Linked DNA regions of Homo sapiens: all the other regions are linked to region 1. The links are chromatin loops, found by intact Hi-C in ENCODE. Cell type or tissue: Calu3. All regions are shown on one strand.

Region 1 (8,000 bases):
GAATGAAAAGGTTAGGTAATTTACCAAGGGTCAAGTGACCACAGGTGACAAACCCTGGGTTTCCCAAGGACTGCTGCTACCCAGGTCCCAGGGGCACACCCCCTTTACCTGCTGGCAGGCATCAAGACGAAGACAGGCAGCCATTGTTGGGGAGGGAGTCGACATCAAGCTGGTATCTCATCTAGCTCGTGACTTTTCTATACTGAGCACCTTCCAGGTGTCCAGGTGAGAACACAACATGGATAAGGCTTACTTTACATCTGTCAGAGCCCTGGCAAATGCCTTCCCGAGTGCCTCTGGCATTCTCTGTGAGAAAGAGAGCCACAGCCTGACAACTCCCATAGCCATCAATGGCAACGCTCCTGACCCTCAAGACATTCCAAAAGGATTAAAACCAAGAGCAACCCCAACCTAACAGACCCAGCCCATAGCGTCTTCTCGAAACTTCCCAAACTCACACCGAAACTTGCCCCACCCATTCCGCCTCTGGGCCAATGGGCAGGACCAAAATTCAGGAAGAACATTCAATGCCCAGACAAGTAACCATGTTGTTTTGTTTTTCCAAGCAGTGCTGAGCGAGGTTTAAACAAACAAGCACTCACACCTGCAGCCAAGGAAGGGCAAGAAGCAGCAGCCAGGTGTGGGAACATGAACGCCAGACACTCGGGATCCAGACAGTCTCCCAGGAGAGCCCATTTCCAGTGAATACTTTCTTCAGGTGCTCAGTGAAGCGCAGTCCCATGGGGAGCCTGGGCAACTGTTGGCAAGCTACTTTTTTAAAGCAGTAAGACTTCATTTATGACTTACCTTGAGAAAGCATCAAAAGAGAGGCATTTGCAGACTCTGCATTTACAGGGCATCAGGTGTGGGGTGTCACTCTATTACACCCTGTTACAAGCCTGGTTTCTTGCTATGGGAAGACTCCATAGGACCTTCTGTTCCTATCACCAGGGTGGTGGAGCCAGTTTCAAATAAAATTAAACATTGCTTAGTCACACAAGTTTTCTATTCTTCCTGTTTTCTGCTTCTTTGATTAAATTAGTCCCTAAAGGAGCAATCATTATTTGTCAAATCTTTCACAACAACACATTATAAAAGGAGGACTTTAAATAATAAATTATGACTCATCTTCCTCATTTCCCCCAAATGGCACAAAGGTCAAGTTGCAGCACCATAGATTTCCCAGTGTTCATTATCTGTCTTTTCTCCAAGGGTAGGCTATTAAAGGTAGTGAGTATTAAAAGTCATTCCTAACTAATTAGCTCACTCTGGAGCTACCTGCCAATTTTCAGAATATGCTGAAGCTTTCTCAGAGAGCCAATTACCAAACTGTCACTCCAGTTAATGTTAAAAACGTTATCAATTTTTTTTTTCCCACTAGCCAAATACTTTATCTCACAAGTTTCTTAGGATTTGCACATAGTTTGAGATGGTAGAACAAAGACCCCATGAACATTTCCACAGCCCTTAGCCCAGGACAACATACAAGAAGTGAGTGAAGGTGGTGGGAGGGTTAGAGCAGCTGTTCCAAATCTTTTTGGCACCAGGGACCAGTTTCATGGAAAATGATTTTTCCATGGACCAGTGAGGGAGGGTGGCTTCAGGATGATTTAAGTGCATTACACTTATCATGCACTTTATTTCTATTGTTATTACATTATAATATGTAATAAAACAATTATACAAGTCATCATAATGTAGAATCAGTGGGAACCCTGAGCTTGTTTTCCTGCAACTTGATGGCCTCATCTGGGGGTGATGGGAGACAGTGACAGATCATCAGGCATTAGATTCTCATAATAAGCGTGCAACCTAGATCCCTCGCATGTGCAGTTCACAATAGGGTTTGCACTCCTATGAAAATCTAATGCTGCCGCTGATCTGCCAGGAGGAGGAGCTCAGGCGGTAATGCTTGCTTGCCCACTGCTCACCTCCTGCTGTGTGGCCCATTTCCGAACAGGCCAAGAACTGGTACCTGGCCCTGGGGTACAGGTTGGGGACCCCTGGGTTAGAGAATGCAGAATCACAGTGTTTGCAATCACTAGGCTTAAATGAAGGCCCAATTCTGCATCAATTTCATTAAATTTCACTCAGTTCCATGCCAGTCTTAGTCTATAACTTATAGCCTATGTAATTTTGACAAAAACAGAACCATCACCATTATGACAAATACAACTCTAAATGTAATTACAGGTTACAGTGCTTTGGCTGGGGAAGGGGAGCAAAGTAAAATAAAGGGGTGATTGAAATGTCAACGGAGATGTGAATTTGAATTCTGACTTTGTCCCTTACTGTTTGATCGTGGGCACATTCCTAAAACTATTTGAGTCTTAATTATCTGCTTTGCACAAAGGAAATCGCGTCACCTACCTCATGGTGGTGTTCTGGAAAGCTGAGGCTGTGTTCAGCTAGGTCAGTGTAGGGCGCATAGTAAGTACTCAGTGAATGGCTGCTGTAGTTCATAGTACTATCTTACTGTAAAAAAGGGCAGCTCGTTTTTTGTTTAGAAGTTAAATGTTGATGCTGCAAAAGAAACTTGGGGCCAGGCACAGTGGCTCACACCTGTAATCCCAGCACTTTAGGAGGCTGAGGCAGGTTGATCACTTGAGACCAGGGGTTCAAGACCAGCCTGGGCAACATGGTGAAACCCTGTCTCTACTAAAAATACAAAAAATAGCCAGGCATGGTGGCATGCAACTGTAATTCCAGCTACTTGGGAGGCTGAGGTAGGAGAATCGTTTGAACCTGGGAGGGGGAGGTTGCAGTGAGCTGAGATTGCACCACTGCACTCCAGCCTGGGCGACAGAGCAAGACTCTGTCTCAAAAGAAAAAAAAAAAAAAAAGAAACTTGGAGGATTGACCCAGTCAGGTTCTTGTCCAGTCAGAACTCAAGAGCCCTTGGCTAAAATCCATGCTTGTCACAATGATTGCCCACTCTCAGAGTCTAAAGTTACACTATCCTTCTGGCCTACTGCCAGACACAAAACCTCATCTCCAATCTTCCACACAGCCCACTGAACACAAGGAACAGATCAGGTTTTTCTGGTTTCCCTTTCCCGCCAGCTGTCTGCTTTTTAAAAAAGAAACCACTCCAACAAGATGGGAGTGTTCTCTACATGCCCCACGTCAGGCTGCACTAATTTATTTGTTCCAGCAGGTTTTTCTCCCTGGATGATCCATGTCTTAAATTGACTCGTTCCTTCTGATACATGAAAGCCTCCTTTGAGAGAAAGGAGACAGAACAAAGCAAGAGGTAAAAAAGGAGATGTTATGAAAATCCAGGGTGAAATAGAGACAAGGCAAAATGAGCACCAGAGACCTGAACCTAGAAAACCAAGAATATGACAAAGAGGGGGACATTTTCTGGAAAAGGAGACCCTTTTCTCAACTAGCTGTCTCATGGTTTCTTGGTAGGATCTAGTTTTACCTTAAGGATGGCTAGTTAGTAAGTCTGGTTAAAATGAGGTGGTTACCATGAGACCATTGCTAGACCTACCATTAAGTAAGCACACAGGACAAATTAAAATCACCACCCATTACATAATGCAGGAGTCTATATATAAAACCACAGGTGAAACAGTTTTCAAATAAAGTTTTCTCCATCAGAACTAGTGTGTGTCCTCATTCCTGAGAACATACCCATCTGATGACACACTGTTGGCTTGGTGGCAGGAATTGCAGGGGTGCTAATAACACTACTATAACAACAAAAACAGCAAGACCTGTAATAATAGCAGCCACCCACTTCCTGAGAGCGTGTTTTATGTATCCCACTTAATCCTCACTCTAAGCCTGAAAGGACTATTACTGCCCCATTTTAAAGATGAAGGACCTGAGGCCCAGAGAGGTTAGTTTGTCCATACCTACGTGGCAGGCTGGGATTCAGACCTATATCCATATGCATGATTCCACTGGCATATTGACTCAAAAATTGTAACTCCAAAGCAGTTTTAAAAAGCACATTTGCTTGCTTTTCCAGAGCTTTAAAAAAAAATGCTTCATTGTGCACTTTCTTATAGACATATTTTAAAACATAATACATGTTTTAAAAACATGCATTTTTAAATGCCTTAGTCTTGTGTTGCTAATTATTGAAGGTGAGTGATAGCTATAGGAGGGTCAATGATGATTCTACTTTTGTATGTTTTGAATTTTCCATAATAAAGTTATCTCTTTTTTTTTTTTAATTGGCTCTTTGGAAAATTGGATGAGGTAAGACAACAACAATGGTGAAGTGAGATTGCAACTCTCCATGGATGTCACTGAGTGGCAATGTCCCTAATTGCCTTCTATTAATAAGCAGCTGCAATGCAGTCCCTTGTTTGAGAGTGCTGCTGCAGCCTTGCCACACACCAGCAGCATGCCCAGGGCAGAGCATCACTCATTTTCTTTCTTTTTTTCTCTAAGACAGTCTTGCTCTGTCGCCCAGGCCGGAGTGCAGTGGCACGATCTCGGCTCACGGCAACTTCCGCCTCCCAGGTTCAAGCAATTCTCCTGCCTCAGCCTCCTGCGTAGCTGGGATTACAGGTGCCCGCCACCACACCTGGCTAATTTTATGTATTTTTAATAGAAACAGGTTTCCACCATGTTGGCCAGGTTGGTCTCGAACTCCTGACCTTGTGATCTCCCACCTCAGCCTCCCAAAGTGCTGGCATTACAGCTATGAGCCACTGTGGCCGACCAAGCGTCAGTCATTTTACCAGGGAAGGACTGGCTGTTCAGAGTAACTCTCAGACACAGAATTTTCCCAGCCTCCACCCCATTCACTAAGCATGTCTTGTTGGGTGTGGTAGATTTCACAGGAGATGGCAGAAGTGCTGCTATGAGAGGCTGGTGCGAGTGATCCCACCTTGCCTGCTCACCTCATTGACAGCCAGCTAGTATGTTTTTAGACAGAAAGATTGGGTCAGTCAGGACAATTCCTCCAAACTTTCCAGAAAAAAAACAATATCTAGGCAGACATTTTATGATTTCTTACCAATCCCTCTATTCATTATCAATGACTTTGATTATTTCACTTCCTCTCATTTTTTCTCTGGCTATTTTACCCACTGAGACATTATTTTCTTGCTAAAAAGAAGAAATAACTGGCTATGGGAAAAAAAAAAGTGGGTGAACAGGTCATACTAACCTCCTTTCCTGCTTTCACCTGTCACTCCCACAAGACAAACAGCCAGCCATATACTGTACTCCTCCCTTTCCTAAAGGAAGGGCTGGATGGGGACGGGGGTCGTGGTGGGGGGGGGGGGGGCACTGACAGAGAAAGGTATCGTTTCACATAATCAAGTTTTTCTTATAACTATGAGAGGGGCCTTCCTAGAAACGGCTTGGCATGTTCTCAAGGCAGAACTGTCTGGCTGGTGCTGTTTCCACTGTGAAGCTTGAGTTTGGTTCCAGCACCCTGAAGTTCAAGAGCACTGCAGTGTCACCAGCGTAAAACATTCAGATGAAAGCGACATTTCCCTCTCAAAGGAAGCGGGGAAACAAACAAAATCCCCCAAACTGAAAACAAAAAGCAAACTAAGTGAACATGAACTAAAGGAGATAGGCCAAAGGAAATAAACTAGGTGCATGACATTTCCTAGGAAAATTTAAGCACACACACACCATTCTGTCCACCTCCAGTCCAGAAAAGCCATGATGAACTGAGTAGTAAAGGATGGGCTTTATATAAAAACAAACAAAACACGCCATGCAAGTTCTACTTGTTCTTCCACGTCAAGACAATTCTCATTAAATAAAACCAATTTGCTTATATATAATCAGCCCATGAGATAGTGGCATTATCTTTATAAGCTTAAAACAAAATAGAGGATGTCAAAAATCTTAAAACAGAGAAAAGAAAATTGGTATGCACAGATTAGGGAACAAGGTATAAAACTGACCAGCCGAAACTCACTTATGTGTTATGTACTTTCAGCTCCATAAATAGTTTTTAAAATACACACATATTTACATACACACAGACTAAAAAGCTAAGTGAACCCAATAAGTAAATGTATAGAAGTAAAAAAAAGTATTGTATTTGGTTGGTTGAAGACGGGTTTATAAGGAGTCCAATTGGCCAGATAGCCACAACCCAAAATTACTAGCCAGAGTCAAAGGCAATTCTGGGCTCTGCCCCATGTGAATGCAAGTCCCACAGGAGGTCACTCACAACTGACGGGTAATTTAGATATTTAACAGACCAGAGCACACTGTCAAAGAATTTGGCTACCTGCTATCACTTGAACATACAAAGTAATAATTTTAAAAAGCTGTATGGCCAATGTCCAGGATGAATTTATTTCTTGGAGAAAAAAATATATATGATTTTCCTAGACACCACACAGTGACTGGCACTTTTCATTTCTCTTTTATCACAGCATACAAAAAAGAAATCAACAGAAACACACCAAAACTTTTCCCAATATCCCTTAAATTAGCAGATTTAAAATTAAATCTTGAAGCAGTATTTTGTGATACTTTGATTCAAACTCTATTTACAAATTAAATTGCACTTATAAAGATAGCAACATTTCTATTTTGATAGTAGGTTATTTTGCTTTATTGTGGTTGTATATCTGGATATAAAACTTTTAAAGCTTTCTTGAATAAAAATCATTATTTTGCAGTCCATAATTTACTTGCCCACTGAATGTCTGAACCAGTGTTCTCTTTTTGTGTTTTTCTGCTCTATTTTATTTTACAAATGGCACATACCATCAGAGTAGGCACAGTCTGACACTGCACTCATTATGAGAGACTTATTCAGAAAAAAAGTGTAAGGAATAAAATATTAGCAGTCAAATCCTTTGGTTCATCTTTTCAAAAAAAATCAACTGATATAATTACAAATCATTGATAATTCATCTTTTTGGTTAAAAACAAATCCACCAGGTAGATTACTGATTAAAATGCAACACTGCTTTAAAACACCACATTCCTATTCTCATCACACTGTTCAAAGATGCCATTGTTTACAACTGATTGGACATGACACAGGATACAGTAAGGCACAAGTGGATGGTACAAATAAAAACAAATACTTTAGGACTTGTTTTTCTGCACAAATACTAAAATATGTACCGTTTTCAAGATAAAATAACAAAAAAGAAATACATATTTTTGTTATGAAATACCTATACAAAATTTTAAAATTTACACCATCTGAGCTGCCAAAAAAGGTTTAAAAAGTATCCATTTTTCCCCATACATAAAACTATCTCTCATCAGTAGGTCCAAGGGAACTTGGGGGATTCAAAATATCCCAGCACTTTACGGAAGGGAGGAGGATAAAAATTCCCCTTCCTGCTTTCCTTTACCCCAACATAAGACAAAAACAAAGGTCGTATGTTTACAGTAGTGTATTCTACTTATTACAAACAACTGAAATTAAAAAAAAAAAAAATCACACCGGGAGACCACTGGTGCGCTGACTGGTTGCGGGATGAGTAAGGCACTTCCTGGGAGACAGCAGCTTCCCCACACTCCACGGGAAGATGGCGCGCGGGGGCTGGTTAGGACAAGGAGCACGTGAGGCTCCCGGGAAGCAGACAGGAACGTCTCGACAGCAGAGGAAGACACAGGAGGTAAAACTTGGAGGTGAAACTCTACACAGAAGTGGTCACTCGGTCAATGGCATGATTGACCTCGTTTTTGTTTGAGTCCAGTCCTTTAGCAGCATTCATGTCATTCCGTAAATTCTCCACTGTCTTTTTCATGTGCTTTAACTCCCCTGGGTGTGGAGTGGCTCGCCTTAGAAGTGTTCTCTAAAAACAAACAGTGGAGTGAGTGTTTTGGTTTTATTCCACTACTTTTTTCAAAACATGCAGCTTCAAGGCATTAGCATTCCAATACAAATGTTACCTTCTTAGAAATTCTTAAAATGGGTGGAAAAGCTTTCTTTGGATGTATGTGCATTCATCAACTGCCCACTGGTAGTTAAGGAAAAGGGAAAGTGTTCCATGTAACTTACCTAGTTACTATAGAAGGATTACTTTCAGAATAAAAGAATACTT
Region 2 (8,000 bases), 120 kb after region 1:
GAAGCAAGGTTTTCAAAGCTATGCTGGTAGCACATACTCCGACCAGGCTGCACTATGCAAACATCTGTGCACCTTCTTGCTTGGACCAACCTTGGGGACTCACTGCTGAGTAGAACAATAGACACTGTGTCAGTACTTCATAGTCACTTCTCTTATTGTTTAGACTTAGTTCTTAGTCTGCCTCAACCATCAAAGGTAAATACCTTCAAAGAAACAAAGATTTGCAAACACCAATAATGGACAGATATGTGTAGGTGGCATGAGGATAATTCCCAAAGAGGTTCAATGGTGTTTTGAAATTTGAGTAAAACCCACAGAGTGATTAATTTAAGGGCAAAATATGCATTTGTATGTGTAAGCACCTTTTTATCTGCTAATTTTTTTTAAAAAGTTTCACTACCATCTAACAACAATTCAGTTAATTCACTGAGTTTAAAAACTAAGAAAATAGAAGATTTTACTAAATAAATCAATACCACAAATATTTGACCTACACATTACTTTAGCCAAGTAAATTGAGCTGAATCCTATGAAAGATGAGTTGGAGTTAGAGAAGTAAATGAGCAATGAAGAGAAAAGGGAGTAGAGAAGAAAATGCTGTAAATAAGCAAAAGAGGAAGTACGAATCAAGAAACAAACCATGAGAGCCAAAGGACACTCTGTATAGAGGAAAGGAGCAAGGATGCAAGGGTTTCAGAAGGAGCTAGCAAAATTTCCAACACAATCTGCAGTTCCTTTGAGCCACAGGCTTCAGATTACCATCATTACCTATTAGCTGCTACTGAAAAACTAATTTAGCTACTTACTTAGTTCCTTATCTTTAAAACCTCCAAGCCAGATGAGATGACCAAGAAGGCAAGGTGTTTCAAGACTATAGAATCCAATTCAAAATCACCTCCCCACTTCACCCCCTGCCACAGTCCTAGGACCTGTCAAGGTGTCCAAAGGTCAGAGGGTGCAAACAGGCAGCCCGCAGAGTCAAACCCAACCTGTATACCTGATTCCTACAGCTCACAGTGCATTTTCCAAATTGTTGAATCATTGTCCATTTTTAATTACTGAACACTTAAAAATCAGGAAACTGCACGTAAAAACTGATTTCCAGAAAAAAAAAGAAAAAAAAAAAAACCACTGAGCCAGGCAGTAACAGCAGGCCCACCTTCCAGCTGGTAAAGTTGGGCAGGGGCAGCTGTCCTCTGTAGAGGGGGCATGCACTCTCTGGTTTGCACAGGTTTGTCTATAACTAGCCCACCCTATCCTACAATTTGCCCACTTGGCGCTGCCACAGGTATTTGATTTTTTGGTCCCTCATGGAGCTGATCCACCCAGCAAGCAAGCATAGCAACTCCTGGGCTTCCTTAAGGGCAATGACCACCACACCCCTCCAATCCACACAGTCCACTCCTGAGTCACACCCCATAATATGGCCTCACTCACAGCTGCTTCCTCTTATGAATCTTCAACTCCAGTATCCTGGATCTGGCCATGACCTCTCCCATGGCCACAATCCACTATGCTGCTGTTCCATTTTTCTTTCTGCCCACCCATTCCTTCTGGAACTCCCTTCTCTCTCTCTGTACAGCATCCCAAGTACCTTTTCATCGGCATCCTCAGTGGCCCCATCCCACCCTCTCATCCAGCCACTCCCTATTCCATAGGTAGAACCAGCACCCACAATCCACCTTTCTCTATTCTAAGCCTGTATAGTTGAGCACTCTAGAGGAAAAAAAAATCAGAAGCCTGGCACCACCAAAACTTCATGCCAACCTCAGCAATGCCCATTAGCTCCCCCTCCCATTCCTTTCTCTCACTACCCCCAAGGCACCCCATGCTCCACCTCCACCTCCCTCACCTAGCAGACTGCCCTATCTCATCCTGAACTGAGAAAACTAAAGCCAACAGGTTTGATCTTTTATTTATCCACAAGCATCCTTCCCCTCTTTCTTCAAATTTTTTTTTTTTTTTTTTTTTTTTTGAGACGGAGTCTTGCACTCTTGCCCAGGCTGGAGTGCAGTGGCGCGATCTCGGCTCACTGCAAGCTCCGCCTCCCGGGTTCACGCCATTCTCCTGCCTCAGCCTCCCGAGTAGCTGGGACTACAGGCGCCCGCCACCACGCCCGGCTGATTTTTTGTATTTTTAGTAGAGACGGGGTTTCACCGTGTTAGCCAGGATGGTCTCGATCTCCTGACCTCGTGATCCGCCCGCCTCGGCCTCCCAAAGTGCTGGGATTACAGGCGTGAGCCACCGCGCCCGGCCTCTTTCTTCAAATTCTGAAGGTGGTACCCAGTCACTCAAACCAATAATTCAACTGTTATCCTTCACTCCCCCAACCACCAAACTCTCGGCTTCAAATCCAGTCAGTCACTAAATTCTGCCCTGGTTTGCTTTCTAAATATTAACCCTATCTCCTCCAGTCTTGTTCCCTTCAAATCCATCCAAAAGCTGCCATTAGGCTGAGCGCTCTAAATCAGTGTCTAACAAGACACTCCTCTCCCTACAAAATAGAAGCCAAACTCCTTAACCTGGCATTCAAGGCTGCCCATGATGGGGCCTTATCTCTTGACACCTTCTTCTTAAACCCCATGCTTCCAACAACACTTGGCTCTGGGGTGCCCCTGCCTGTGCATGCAATGCCCTCTACCTCCAGGAAGACTTTGCTATTAGCTTCACAACACAGGCTCACCACGACCTGATCTGCTCAGGTGTCAAGGCAGGCACTGTGCACTCACTTTTGCATCCCCAGTGCCTAAGGCACACAGCAGGCCATCAATATGCATTCACTGCATGACGATTTCAAAGGTGCCACCCAATCGACAGGGCCTGTCAGATTAGTACCTCGCATGTAAAAGCCTGCGCCTTTGTAGTCTAGCAGACCTGGACTTAACCCCAGCCCAGGCTTCTCCTAGCTGAGTGTCCCCAGGCAAAGTGCTCAGCCTTAGTTTTCCCATCTGTAAAGTGTGACTTAAAAAAAATCCTCACACATAAGGCTGATGTGAGGGCAGGACAAAATCTGTTTAACTGCCTAGCTGTACATCTGGAATACTGTATGCAGCTAATAAAGAGCTGCTATTAGTATTTTAAAAGTTACAACTGAGGTTTTAGTCAACCCTTCCTATCCTGTGTGTGAGCAGCTCAGGCCTTCTCTTTTGAGAGAAAGCTCCCTGCCTTTTGGCCATTTTACTCCTCATTAACACCCCAACTAATAGACAAGTGGGAGAGGAAACGTCCTTCTCTCAACATGACTAATGACATATTATCTTTCTGTGCTACTGTTGACCCTCTGCCAGCAGGACATGCTGACTCAGCCACCATCGTCACCTGCCTCTCAGGTGGATAGCAAACAAATGTGAACATGCCTAGCTGGGGCCAGAGCTGTGGTCTGTAGCCTACAGAGTTCCTCCTGAGACAGACGCCTGTCTCAAACAGAAACTAAAGCTGTGCTCCTGTCATCACTGGGCCCTCAGAATAACTCACTATGCCAAGGCACTAAAACAGAGTGGTTAGACACAATGAGAATGTGGACATATCTGAGGAGTTACGTATCTAAACTACTCCATACAAAATATATTTTTTAATGAAAAAAATACGCTTTTTGAGCATTTCTGTGATTAACGCACTGAATTTCCCAATGCCTGGGGTAGAAACACATAAGTAAGTCCCTGATGATAAGTTGATAGAAAACAAACAGATACACAGCTAAGTCCTGTCCTGATGAATCTCATTAGAAAAGTAAACCTCAAAGGCTGGGGGAGCAGAGACGTTGACAGATTGGAGACCTGGGAGGGTTTCACAGAGAAGGCGGCACTGACATTGGAGAATAGCATTCTGAGCAGAATGGACAGCACCAAGAAAGGCACAGAGGCTGGGAGAGCTAGTCCTATCACTGAGTGACAGAAAATTAACAAGTTAGAAACTAAGTGTATTGATCACTTTAATTTTTATTATACCCTATTTATGTATGTTTTTGTTCTCTCAAAATTTCTCACACAAGAAGTGAGAATAAAATCTAGGGAAAATGTCTACGTGTAAAAGCTTTTTTTTTTTTGAGACGGAGTCTCGCTCTGTCGCCCAGGCTGGAGTGCAGTGGCCGGATCTCGGCTCACTGCAAGCCCCACCTCCTGGGTTTAAGCCATTCTCCTGCCTCAGCCTCCCAAGTAGCTGGGACTACAGGTGCCCACGACCACGCCCGGCTAATTTTTTGTATTTTTAGTAGAGACACGGTTTCACCATGTTAGCCAAGATGGTCTCTATCTCCTGACCTCATGATCCGCCTGCCTCGGCCTCCCAAAGTGCTGGGATTACAGGTGTGAGCCACCATGCCCAGTCGTAAAAGCTTTTTTAAGAATACTTTGAAACAGAATCATTCCTGCTAGAGATTTTTCCTGAGCAGATGGTCCTTATGCTTTTGGCAGAAGACATAGGGTTAAACGAGAGACATAACATTTATCTACTACTCCCTGACGGGAAAGAAGGGTGTCTGCAAGAATCAGGCAGGCTCTCACTGTCTGCCTGCCTTCCTTCCTGCCTTCCTTCTTGCAGCAGACACTGCACAGTGCCCACCCCACACTCATTCCCAACCTCTTTTTCCAACTATTCTTTGCCTACCTGCTTCCCGCTACAGAGTCAAAATTTAAAATAAAATAAAAAAGCCAGACACTGTCACTGTCAGCCTTGCTGGTGGCCAGGGCTGGCCTGTGACTCTATCTATCCCTTTCTTCTCTGCTAAGGGTACCACCACAGGACCAAGTCACGGGGAAGTCATACAAGCGCCCAGCACTGCCCCTACCTTCAGGCTTCCTGATGTGTGAGATAACTAAATACCTGTTTCATTAAAGGCATTTTAGGTTGAGATTTTTGTTATTTGCAGTCCAGAGTATTCCAGATACATTCCTCTGTCTCTCTAGGGCTGAACCCTCCACTAAGGGGAAACTACCAGTGAATTGAAACCACAGAAGTTACCTGATGCTTCTCTTGGACCAGATTTACCTTGTACCTGTATCTGAAAATTGAAATAAACATTTTAGAATATATAAACTTTTTAAAAACTAAATAAAGTACACAAGTAAATATCTTCTGCTGTATTTACCTTACCAAAACCACCTTTATACAAAATTTCCTTTTAAACAGTAAGTTACCAAAGAGGGATGGTGACTGGGTTGAAGAACAGAGATCTGATTCGCTTTGCTCCTGTCCCCATGCAATTTCAGTGAATCACTATAGTTACCAGCGGTGTGGGGCATAAATAACACTGCCCCCTTCCTCCTCCTGCCATTTTGCAATGAAGTTATCAAAAATCAAGGTATGAGAATAAGTGTAATATGTTATAAGATGGATCTATTGTAAAATGCTTGTTTTCCCTTAACTTTTATTAGCATCCATTTATAACAGTACTGAAATATGTATAGTTCCAGAAAGCACATTAGAGCCTCTTTATAATACTGACCTTTACAGTCAAGACTAATGATTTCCTCATAATCACTTGATATGCTTTGAGAACAGGAAAAAATAGTATATAATAGCTGAATAATTATGAGCAGACTTATAGTTGGAGTGCTGCTATGAGAAAACAAATGCTCATTGCTGTTCAGAGAGCTTCCTACTGTTTTCCCAGACGGATGTGCTTTGACTTTAAGTATGTATATAAGGATTCAGCTGTTAAGTTACATCCTGAAAGTAGGAAATCCAGCACCAAAGAATGGGTGTCACTAATCTTTGAAAGATTATGTTTGAATCAGCTCATTAATATTTAGTGACCCCTTTCCTTAAATGATATTGCAGCTCAGTGCTCTTTTTCTTTTCATTTATTTGTTTTTGAAACAGGGTCTCACTCTGTCACTCAGGCTTGAGTGCAGGGGTCATGGATGTCTCTCTGTTCCCCTTCACAGAACAGATGCAACTTATGGCTCATCAGGTGGCTTTTGGTGCAGACAACACTGTCTCCCCATGTCTGACCTTGAAGCAGGAAGGTCCATGATAAGGAACACTGGATCTGGAGCTAGACTGCATCACTTCAAATCACAGCTCTGCTACTCTGCTTAGTAGCTGCTTGGCAAGTTATTTACCCTCTCCATGTCCCAGTATCCTCATCTGTAAAATAAACCAGTTTATGTGAAATATAGCTATGGTTGTAAGGATTAAAAGAGTTAATCACAGGAAGTGCTTAAAGCAGACTGAGGCACATTGCTCATAAAATGCTGACTATCATTATTATAATTATCAATTACCCAGGTTTCCTCTCCTAAATTCTAGGTCTCATAAAAACTTCTGCCATGACTCAACTCAAGTACTTTGCAGTTCCTATACTGCAGTTCCCTTTTCCAGTCCTCCCTAAATCAATAAATAATTCTGCTACCCCCTCCCCATCAATACAACCAAAAATCTACATCCTGCAGGTATTGTCCACTTTACCCCCAAGCTATCTCACCATTTACTGCTACCACCACAGTCAACGTCACCAGCAGCACTTCACTAGAACCTCTCAATAAAAGCCCCCTCTCCCAGTCTCCCTGCTTCTTCTCTTCCTATCATCTAATTTCTAATCAGCAGGCAGAGTGAACTCTCTAACATAAATCAGGTATCTCATAGGCTTATGATCTGCCACACTTCAACTGATGAAAACCCATCCACTCTCCTTGCCAGGCCCTCCAGGCCCTGCCAATATCCTCACCTGGATTTCCTACTGCCCATGCCAAGGGCTCCAGCTGCACTAGCCTTCTTTCTGCCCATAAACTCACCAAGTTCATCCCCAAGGCTTTGCAGGAAGCTCTGCCATATTTACATGGCTGCCCCACTCCATCGATGCAAATGTCACTTCCTTAGAGAGGCCTTAAATAGAAATCTCCATTTGCATCACTCTCTACAGTACTTCCTTGTTTTGGGGGGTGTTGTTGTTGTTGTTGTTGTTGTTGTTGTTGTTGACGACACGGAGTTTCACTCTTGTTGCCCAGGCTGGAGTGTAATGGCGTGATCTTGGCTCACTGCAACCTCCATCTCCCGGGTTCAAGCAATTCTTCTGCCTCAGCCTGCCAAGTAGCTGGGATTACAGGCATGCGCCACCACACCTGGCTAATTTTGTATTTTTAGTAGAGATGGGGTTTCTCCATGTTGGTCAGGCTGGTTTTGAACTCCCAACCTCAGGTGATTTGCCCGCCTCAGCCTCCCAAAGTGCTGGGATTACAGGCGTAAGCCACTGCGCCTGGCTTCTCTGTTTTGTTTTCTTTATAGCTTTTGTAACTACCTGAAATTCATATTTTCTTATCTGTTTTCCATCCTTACCTAGAATGGAAGCTCCATACAGACAGAGATTTATTTGCCTTTCTAGATAGAACGATGCCTGAAGCACAGCCAGCACTCAACAATAAGCATGTGGAGTGAATGAGGGAAGGAGGAGGGAGGGTCTGTCAGGATCCGGCAGAGACCCATCCCTAGTCCCCATTCCTGAACCAAGATGTCTCTGAAGCCTGACACCAACATCCCATCAGAGAAGCCAGCTATTCAGGAGGAGACTAGAGAGCTGTAGCCTTTGATCCTAACTTACTCCTTGCAAAGCCACCTCAATCTGATACTGACCCATAGATATTTCTAATGGTCAGTCCCCAAACTGTTTCTCAAAATACAATCTCTCAGGTACTAAAATCAACATAAAGGGAAGTTTCAAACAACACCCTCTGAATTGCTTGAGTTCATTTAATAAGGACACAAAAAAGATCCCAGCCAAATTCAACCATTTTGCCTCATTTTGAAAAGCTGGGAAAATGCAACTGACAAAAGAGAAAAACTTCAGTGTTCAAAGGTTGTTGGGGGTGAGGGAGTGAGTGTTTTAACCAAAGAAAATCTGCTGATCTTTTTTCCTTAATTGGTTCTGGGAATCAACAACTGACCACAGGAGGGTAAGTGTTTGGAACAGCTTTTCCTTATTATCAAATCCTTGATTATAATGATTAAGCCTAGATTTGTGGTTCTACTAAACCTCATGAAGCAACCTCACAGAGTATGTGCCC
Region 3 (8,000 bases), 180 kb after region 1:
TTCTTGAGACAGAGTCTTGCTCTGTCACCCAGGCTGGAGTGCAGTGGCATAATCTCGGCTCACTGCAACCTCCGCCTCCCGGGTTCAAGCGATTCTCCTGCCTCAGCCTCCTGAGTAGGTGAGATTACAGGCGCGCACCACCAAGTCCAGCTATTTTTTGTGTTTTTAGTAGAGACAGGGTTTCACCATGTTGGTCAGGCTGGTCTCGAACTCCTGACCTCGTGATCCACCTACCTTGGCCTCCCAAAGTGCTGGGATTGCAGGCATGAGCCACCGCACCTGGCCTTCAATTTTTTGATAGAAGTAAGACATCACAGGTACAATCAAAGTTTCCTAATCTTATATTTCTTCTCACACTTCCCAGAGGAAAATGACTATTCTAAAGTTAGTTACTTCTATTTCTTAATTGTAATACATTTATTCATATTCTTAAGACATTTATGTAATATTGTGTTAAGTATTTTTGAAATGTATATAAATGGAATCATACAATAAAGACCCTCAGCAGTTTTTTTTCACTGAATGTTCTGGTTTCAAGATTTATCCATGTGAATATGTGTAGGTCTAGTTTATTCATTTTAATTATTGTGTTATATTTTATTGTATGACCATAACATTTATTTTTTCTTTTGATTGTGAATTTAATTTTTTTAATATTTAAACAGTGCTGCAATGAACATTTTTCCTTATATCTATCTGCTTGTTCCTGTGAGCTTCTCAAACCATGACCTGAAGATCGCTACCAGTTCATAACTAATTAAGTACAGAAATTGACAATATTAATTTAGAAACTTTAATAGCAATCCAACTGAGTACTTTTATGTCTATTGAATCCAATAATACAGAATATTGAGTTCTGTATTTTGTATGTCTGTTTTAAAATTTTATTTTTTTGAGATAGGGTCTCACTCTGTCTCCTAGGCCAGAGTGCAGTGGCGCAATCACAGCTCACTGTAGCCTCAAAACTCCCAGGCTCAGGTGATCGATCCTCTCACCTCAGCTCCTGAGGAGCTAGGACTACAGGCGCACACCACCATACCTGGCTAATTTTTTCACTTGTTATAGAGATGGGGCTTTGCCATCTTGCCCAGACTGGTCTCGAACTCCTGGGCTCAAGTGATCCATCCACCTCAGCCTTCCAACATGCTGGGACTACAGGCATGAGCCACTGTCCCCAGCCAAAATTTTATTTATTCATTTTCATTGTATTTTACAAACATATTGATCCTCAGCAGCATGGAAATATTTTTAGAAAACTTGCCTTTTTATTACAGATAGTTTGAGACTTTCTGCATGGTTTCTACTTGCAAGTTGAATTTCTGGCTTGATGAATAAGTGCATCTTTAGCTCTAAAACATATAAACAAATTCCACTCCAGAATGGTCAAACCAATTTTCAATCTCTTCTGCAGTGTATAAGTTTCCTTTTCCAACAGTTGCATTATCAGACCTTTAAATCTTTTCTCAATATGATAGCTATGAAATATTTTATTTAACTAGCAATTATCTGATAAATAGTGACGTTGAACATCTATTTATATGCTAATTACATTCCCAGTTACCTGACTTTAACAAGGCAGGTTTTCCAGTTTGCAAGTATGGGGAAAATATGTCTTTAAAAATCTAGCTATAGCAGGCAAAGTATCATAACAGGTAAAACTGGTTTTTAAGAAGAAAAGCCTAGGAACAGCTAGCTTTGACTTGATGAAGGACAGGAAAAACCAGTTGTAGCAATTGAGTACATGGACAGATACTTTAGAGTACATGTCTTTTCCGGTATTTTGGTTTTGGGACAATCCCTCCATCACCATTATGACGTTTCAGTGGAGCAATTTTCACTAAGAATTTTGTACCTGTTTTCCAGTTTTGATCATCGATGATTTTCTGGTTCTAATGAGATCAAGGACATGAAGAGGCTGAGTGCCTCCATGAGCTTCATTATTTTCCATGATCTGACCTCTCATTCTCTTAAGCTTTGGAGTTGGATGAAGGAAGAACTCTGAAAAAAAGGTGGGAGGGTGTAGGTCCAGGCACCCCCTTGTAATTCACACTGCCTCAGCCTGAGAGTTTGTGTGTGTGTGTGTGTGTGTGTGTGTGTGTGTGTGTGTGTGTGTTGTTGTTGTTGTTGTTTTTGAGATGGAGTCTGCCTCTGTTGCCAGTCTGGAGTGCAATGGTGCCATCTCAGCTCACTGCAACCTCTGCCTCCCGGGTTCAAGCGATTCTCCTGCCTCAGCCTCCCGAGTAGCTGGGACTACAGGCAAATGCCACCATGCCTGGCTAATTTTTTGTATTTTTAGTAAGACGGGGTTTCACCGTGTTAACCAGGATGGTCTCGATTTCCTGACCTCGTGATCCGCCCACCTCGGCCTCCTAAAGTGCTGGGATTACAGGCGTGAGCCACCACACCTGGCCACTTGAGATATTTTTTTAAATGCCAACCAGAGGCCGGGCGCGGTGGCTCACGCCTGTAATCCCTGCACTCTGGGAGGCCGAGGCGGGCGGGTCACGAGGTCAGGAGATCGAGACCATCCTGGCTAACACAGTGAAACCCCGTCTCTACTAAAATAAAAATATATATATATACAAAAAATTAGCTGGGCGTGGTGGCAGGCGCCTGTAGTCCCACCTACTTGGGAGGCTGAGGCAGGAGAATGGCGTGAACCCGGGAGGCGGAGCTTGCAGTGAGCCGAGATCGCGCCACTGCACTCCAGCACTCCAGCCTGGGAGACAGAGCCAGACTCCGTCTCCAAAAAAAAAAAAAAAAAAAAAAAAAAATGCCAACCAGAACTTATGCTTCCATGCTTAAAACCTATCAATATCTTCCGAAAGCATAATAAAATTGAAAATACTTGGCGTGGGGCTTTCCTCCCTCTTCCACCTATCTCACCCTCCTTCCTCCTAGCCTATATGAATTGCTTGGAGAGTCCCAGTTTATGTCAAACTGTTTTGCACTTTCATTCCTTGGTTCAAGATGCTTCCTCTTCCTGGGATTCCTTCTTGCCCCTCCCTGGTTGCATGATACACTTCTCCTCCTCATTCATAACTCAGCTATCAGGACTCTCCCAGGAACAACTGATTATTCCCCTTTGTATGCTCTGCTAAATTAAAATTTCAAAACATGTACCCCTTTGTAAAGTGGACTTTCATTCAAGGTGCACAGTTCAGTAATTACTACCAAAAGAACTACTGGTACAACTTTCACCCTGGTCAAAACAGAACATTATCACTCCCTTATAAAAAAAGTTTTACCTTTTTTTATAGTACTTTATATAAATGAAATCATATCATGCGCTTTCTGTGTCTGGTTTCTTTTGCATAATGTTATATGTGTGAGATTTACTTGTGTCGTATACAGCAGTTCATGCATTTTCATTGCCGTGTAGTATCTGATTTATGGCTACACCACGTGTTGGTGTGTTTTTTAAGATTGTGGATGGATATTAGGGTTATTTTCATTTTGAGGCATTGCAAATACTGCTGTTTTGAACATTTATACCCAAGTCTTCTGGTGCATATGTGTGTATGCATTTCTGTTGGACATATACCTGAAAGTGGAATTGCTGGGTCATAAGGTATATTATATTCAAATTTAGTAGATACTGACAGTTTCCCGAAGTGGTGACTGTATCAATTTATACTCCCCCCAGCAACTTTGCTTGTAATTGGCTTTTTAACCTAAGCTATCTTTTTGAGTATGCAGTGGTATCACATTTTTGTTTCAATTTGAATTTTCTCTGATGACTAATTGAGAATTATTTCATATAATATATATTTATTGACCATTTAGATATTCTGTTTTCTGAAGTGCCTGTTCATATCTTTTCCCCTTTTTTCTATTAAATTATCTGATTCTTTAGGAGTTCTTTATAACTTATTTTATTTTTATTTTATTTTTGAGATGGGATCTTGCTCTGTAGTCCAGGCTGGAGTACAGTGGCACGATCTCAGCTCACTACAGCCTCTGCCTCCCAGGTTCAAGAAATTCTCTCACTTCAGCCTCCCAAGTAGCTGGGATTACAGGGGTACGCCACCATACCTGGCCAATTTTTGCATTTTTAGTGGAGGCGGGGTTTCACCATGTTGGCCAGGCTGGTCTCAAAACTCCTGACATCATGTGATCCACCCACCTCAGCCTCCCAAAGTGTTGGGATTACAGACATGAGCCACCGTGCTTGGCCTATAGTTTTAATGTAGTCTAATTTTTCAATATTTTCCAGAAAGCTCACAGAATCATAAAAAATATATTGTTATTTTAGGCCACTTAGTTTGGGGAGTTTGTTGCAGAGTAATAGATAAGTGAAGCAGCAAAGTACAGAGGGGCTTTTATCTAAGAGAGCTGATTTATCATTGGATATCTCAGAAAACCACAACATTTCCAAAAGAACTGTATCAGCTTGAGCTGAAAAAGATTGAGACAGTTCAAAATGAAAGAAGTTTCTGGGTCCTCAAACTTCTATGGGGAATAAGCAGGTTAAGAAACTTTCTCAGTTGCAAGCATGGGTCGTTCCTAATGAAAAAGGCAGGATGTCACGGAGGGCGGAGGCAAGAGCCACTGCTTTCTTAAGCAGGTTACGAAAGTTTCTCAGTTGCAAGCGTGGGTCGTTTCTAATGAAAAAGGCAGGATGTCATGGAAGGCGGAGCCAAGAGCCACGGAGAATCACTCCCAAGTAGCAGGGCTGGTCACATGTGCTCAGAGGATGTTGGAATTGCTGTGGATGGGTGCTTGCTTTGTGCCTCCTATTCATGCCCCCCTTTTAAATGCAAGTGTCTATTTGTTTATCCTAGCCCTATCTTATGAATGTATGTTATGTATATATGGGAGTGTATATGTGTGTTGGTGATGAGGTTTGAGAGAGCTAGAATTTTTAATTCACAATCTGTACAATTCAGTATCTGCACCCAAGGACCCACACCCAAGGAGCAGTACCAGAGGGAACACATCTGAAGAGCCCTATCTGGATTTGCCAACATGATTTAGATGATAAGATACTGGACTTTGAGCTGGTGCCATAATGGGATGAGGCTTTGGGAGTCCAAAGGGAGATAAGTGTAAGTGTATTTCACCGGTGAAGAATGTAAAACATAAAAGGCCAGAACATGAACTCTGCAGCTAATCTCCAAAGATGGCTCTCAGTGAACCACACCTCATGGAATTCATGTCCTTGCATAGTCCCCTCCCGCACTGAATCTGGGTTAACTTTGTGACTTTCTCTAACTATCAGAATGTGACAGAAGTAACAATATGATACATCCCTCCATTTAGTGAGATCATCTTTAATTTCTCCCAATAATGTTTTGTAGTTTTCTGTGTAGAGGTCTTACAAATTTTTTAGATTGATTCTTTGACATGTGACTTTTCTATGCTGTTGATAAATGATATTTTGTTAAAATTTTTATTTTCTAATTGCTTGTTACTAGCATATAGAAACTTAATTACATATAGAAACTAAGTACAGGACTTTGTTTATTGACTATGTATTCAGTGGCCTTGGTTAATTCCTCTTTTAATTGTAATAGTTTTTCTGTAGTTCTTTTGGATTTTTCTATGTGTATAATTATATATGAATAATGACAGATTCATTTCTTAATTTCCAGTCCTCTAATAGGGTTTCTTTATTTCTTTTTCTAACTTTGATGCACTAGCTAGAACCTACAAAATAATGTGGAAAAAAAGCAACCATCCTTGCCTCATTCCTGATTTTAGAGGAAAAGCTCTTAATATTAACTATGATGTTTTTAATGGGGTTTATTTAGAGATCTTTGTGAAGGCAAGAGTTTTTTTAATAAATGAATCTTGAGTTTTATAAAAAATTTTTACTGCATCTATCAAGATGGTCATATGATTTTTAAATTCTGTTACTGCAGTAAATTATATTGATTTTTTAATCTAAAAACAATCTTACATATCTGAAATAAACCCACTTTGGTCATGATGCATTATTCTTTTTGTGTAACACTGGATTTGATTCTTTTATTTATTTATTTTAGAGTTTTTGCTTATATGTTCACAAGAGACAGTGACTTGTTATTTTTTTCTTGTATGTTCTTGTCAGGTTTGAGAATCAAGGATATGTTGGTCTTACAAAATTATTTGGGAAGTACTTGTTCTTTTTTAACTTTCTGGAAAAGTTTTTATAAATTTGATATGATTACTTCTTTAAATATTTGGTAAACTTCACTAGGGAAGCATCTAGGATGGGAAAATTTTTAGTTATGGACTCAATTTCTTTAATAGATATAAAACTATTCAAATCCTTCTATTTCCAACACTCTGATTTTGGCACATTGAGATTCTCTATGAATTTGTCTATTTTATCTAAATTTTCAAAATTACTGACATAAAAGTCACATAGACCTCTTAGGATTTTTTTAAATGAGTTTTCATTCTTGAAATTATTTATTTGCACATTCTCACTCTCTCTTCTTGATCAAACTGGCCAGATGTTTGTCAATTTAAGGCTCTTAAAAAAAAAGATACAACCTTTGGATTTGTTAAACCTCATTATACATGTATTTGTATTTTTTCCATTGGTTTCTAGTTTGTTGTTTATAATTTACCTAATTTACTTTTTTTGAGTTAAAATTTGCTTTTCTTTTTCAAACTTCTTGAAATGGATACTTACATGATTCTATTTCCCTAATGCTTTATTTAAGCCTATAAATTTCCCTTGAATCATAGACTCGGATTCAGCCCACCCATTTTGATATGTTACATTTTTAATATATTAAATATAAAATGTCTTCTCATTCCTATTGTGATTTTGGTTTGACCTATTGAATCATTTAGTAGTACATTATTAACTTCTAAAACTGGGAGGTTTTAGTATGGCATTTTTGTTATTTATTGCTCGTTTAATTATATGTGGTCAGAAAGCATATTCCATATTATTTCAGTTTCTTAATCTTTGTTAAGGCTTCCTTTATGGTCAAGCATATGGTCAAATTTTTAAATAAAATTCTATAGAACATGTACTTGAAAAAAAATTCTAGTCTGCTCTTGTTGGGTATCAGTTTTCAACATGCGTGTATCAATTAGATCAAGTTTGTTAATCATGTTCTTCAAACCCTTATGTTTTTACTATTTTTTGGTCTATTCATTCTATTTATATTCTTTACTAAAAGAGGAGTGCCAAAATCTCCCCTTATGATTATGGATTTGTCTATTTCTCATTTTAGTTCTGAAAATATTGTTTTATATATTTCAAGGCTTTGTTACTAGATGATAGCTGTGCCCAGTTTTTGTTACATATGATATTGAAAAACTAGAGTGATAGGATTCCAAAGAACCACTGCTGTTGTCTCAATGTCTGTGTCCTCCCAAAATTTATATGTTGAAATCCTAACCCCCAAGGTAATTGCATTAGGATGTAGGGTCTTTGGAAAGTGACTGAAGGCTCTGCCTCTTGAATGGGATTAATGCCCTTATAAAAGAGACCCCTGACATCTGCCTTTCCCCTTCCACCATGTGAGGACACAGTGAGAAGGTGCCATTCATGAACCTGAAAGTGAGCCCTCACCAGACACCAAACTGGTTGAGCATTGTCTTCCCATTCTCTAGAACTATAAGAAATAAATTTCTGTTATTTATAAGCCACCCAGTTTTCAGTATGTTGTTACAGCAGCCCAAATGGACTAAGACAGCCACTCCACTAGGCAAGCCTGAGTGTAGAGCCATCAAAGACAGCTTGGAGAAATAGATTGCTGGCCTTGAGCACCCACATAGCTCATTTTTGCCCAGTGGGAGCTAAAAAATATCTCCTAAATGCTGCTGACCTCCCTATGGTTTGGTACATGCTTAGTACACTCCAGACTTGAGGCCTCTGTATTTTCCATTCTTTCTCCCTAGTATCCTCTTCTAGGTAAACTTGAGGCTTGCATCAGGGATAGATGTAAAGCACATGAAATAATACCTAGCATATATGGTTACTGAAAAAGGAGGGAAGAAATGTTATGAGTTCAAGTGAAAGAAGAGCTTCGTGGAGAGTAGTTAGGATTCACCTA

The links. Hi-C counts contacts between places; a loop is a spot of excess contacts. Peaks named below come from ENCODE experiments on the same cell type or tissue, not always from the same donor. Only the 100,000 strongest peaks of a DNase experiment are listed, where the experiment ranks them.
Region 2: it touches region 1 in a loop (2.6-fold over the local background); 3 of 110 quality-filtered maps call a loop at or near these places.
Region 3: it touches region 1 in a loop (3-fold over the local background); 2 of 110 quality-filtered maps call a loop at or near these places.

What each region holds. Positions count from the first base shown.
Region 1 is chr6:53,922,386-53,930,385 of GRCh38, reverse strand. LRRC1 (leucine rich repeat containing 1) reads right to left here. Exons shown (of 14, transcript NM_018214.5): 14 at 6,261-7,751. The coding sequence ends at 7,593. LOC101927189 (a long non-coding RNA gene) reads right to left here and starts at 404. Exons shown (of 4, transcript NR_125842.1): 1 at 109-404. RefSeq lists a silencer at 1,001-1,295. In Calu3, no CTCF peak of the experiment used is centred here; a DNase peak (open chromatin) is centred at 3,015.
Region 2 is chr6:53,806,665-53,814,664 of GRCh38, reverse strand. The region is part of intron 1 of LRRC1 (leucine rich repeat containing 1); the gene reads right to left. Among named protein-coding and RNA genes, the nearest start is that of LRRC1, 16 kb to the right of the region's middle. RefSeq lists silencers at 1-214, 3,411-3,460. In Calu3, no CTCF peak of the experiment used is centred here; a DNase peak (open chromatin) is centred at 3,324.
Region 3 is chr6:53,738,228-53,746,227 of GRCh38, reverse strand. The region is part of intron 1 of LOC124901334 (a long non-coding RNA gene); the gene reads right to left. It overlaps LOC124901333 (a long non-coding RNA gene), which reads left to right. Exons shown (of 5, transcript XR_007059619.1): 4 at 1,864-2,009; 5 at 4,890-6,746. Among named protein-coding and RNA genes, the nearest start is that of LRRC1, 53 kb to the left of the region's middle. In Calu3, no CTCF peak of the experiment used is centred here; no DNase peak of the experiment used is centred here.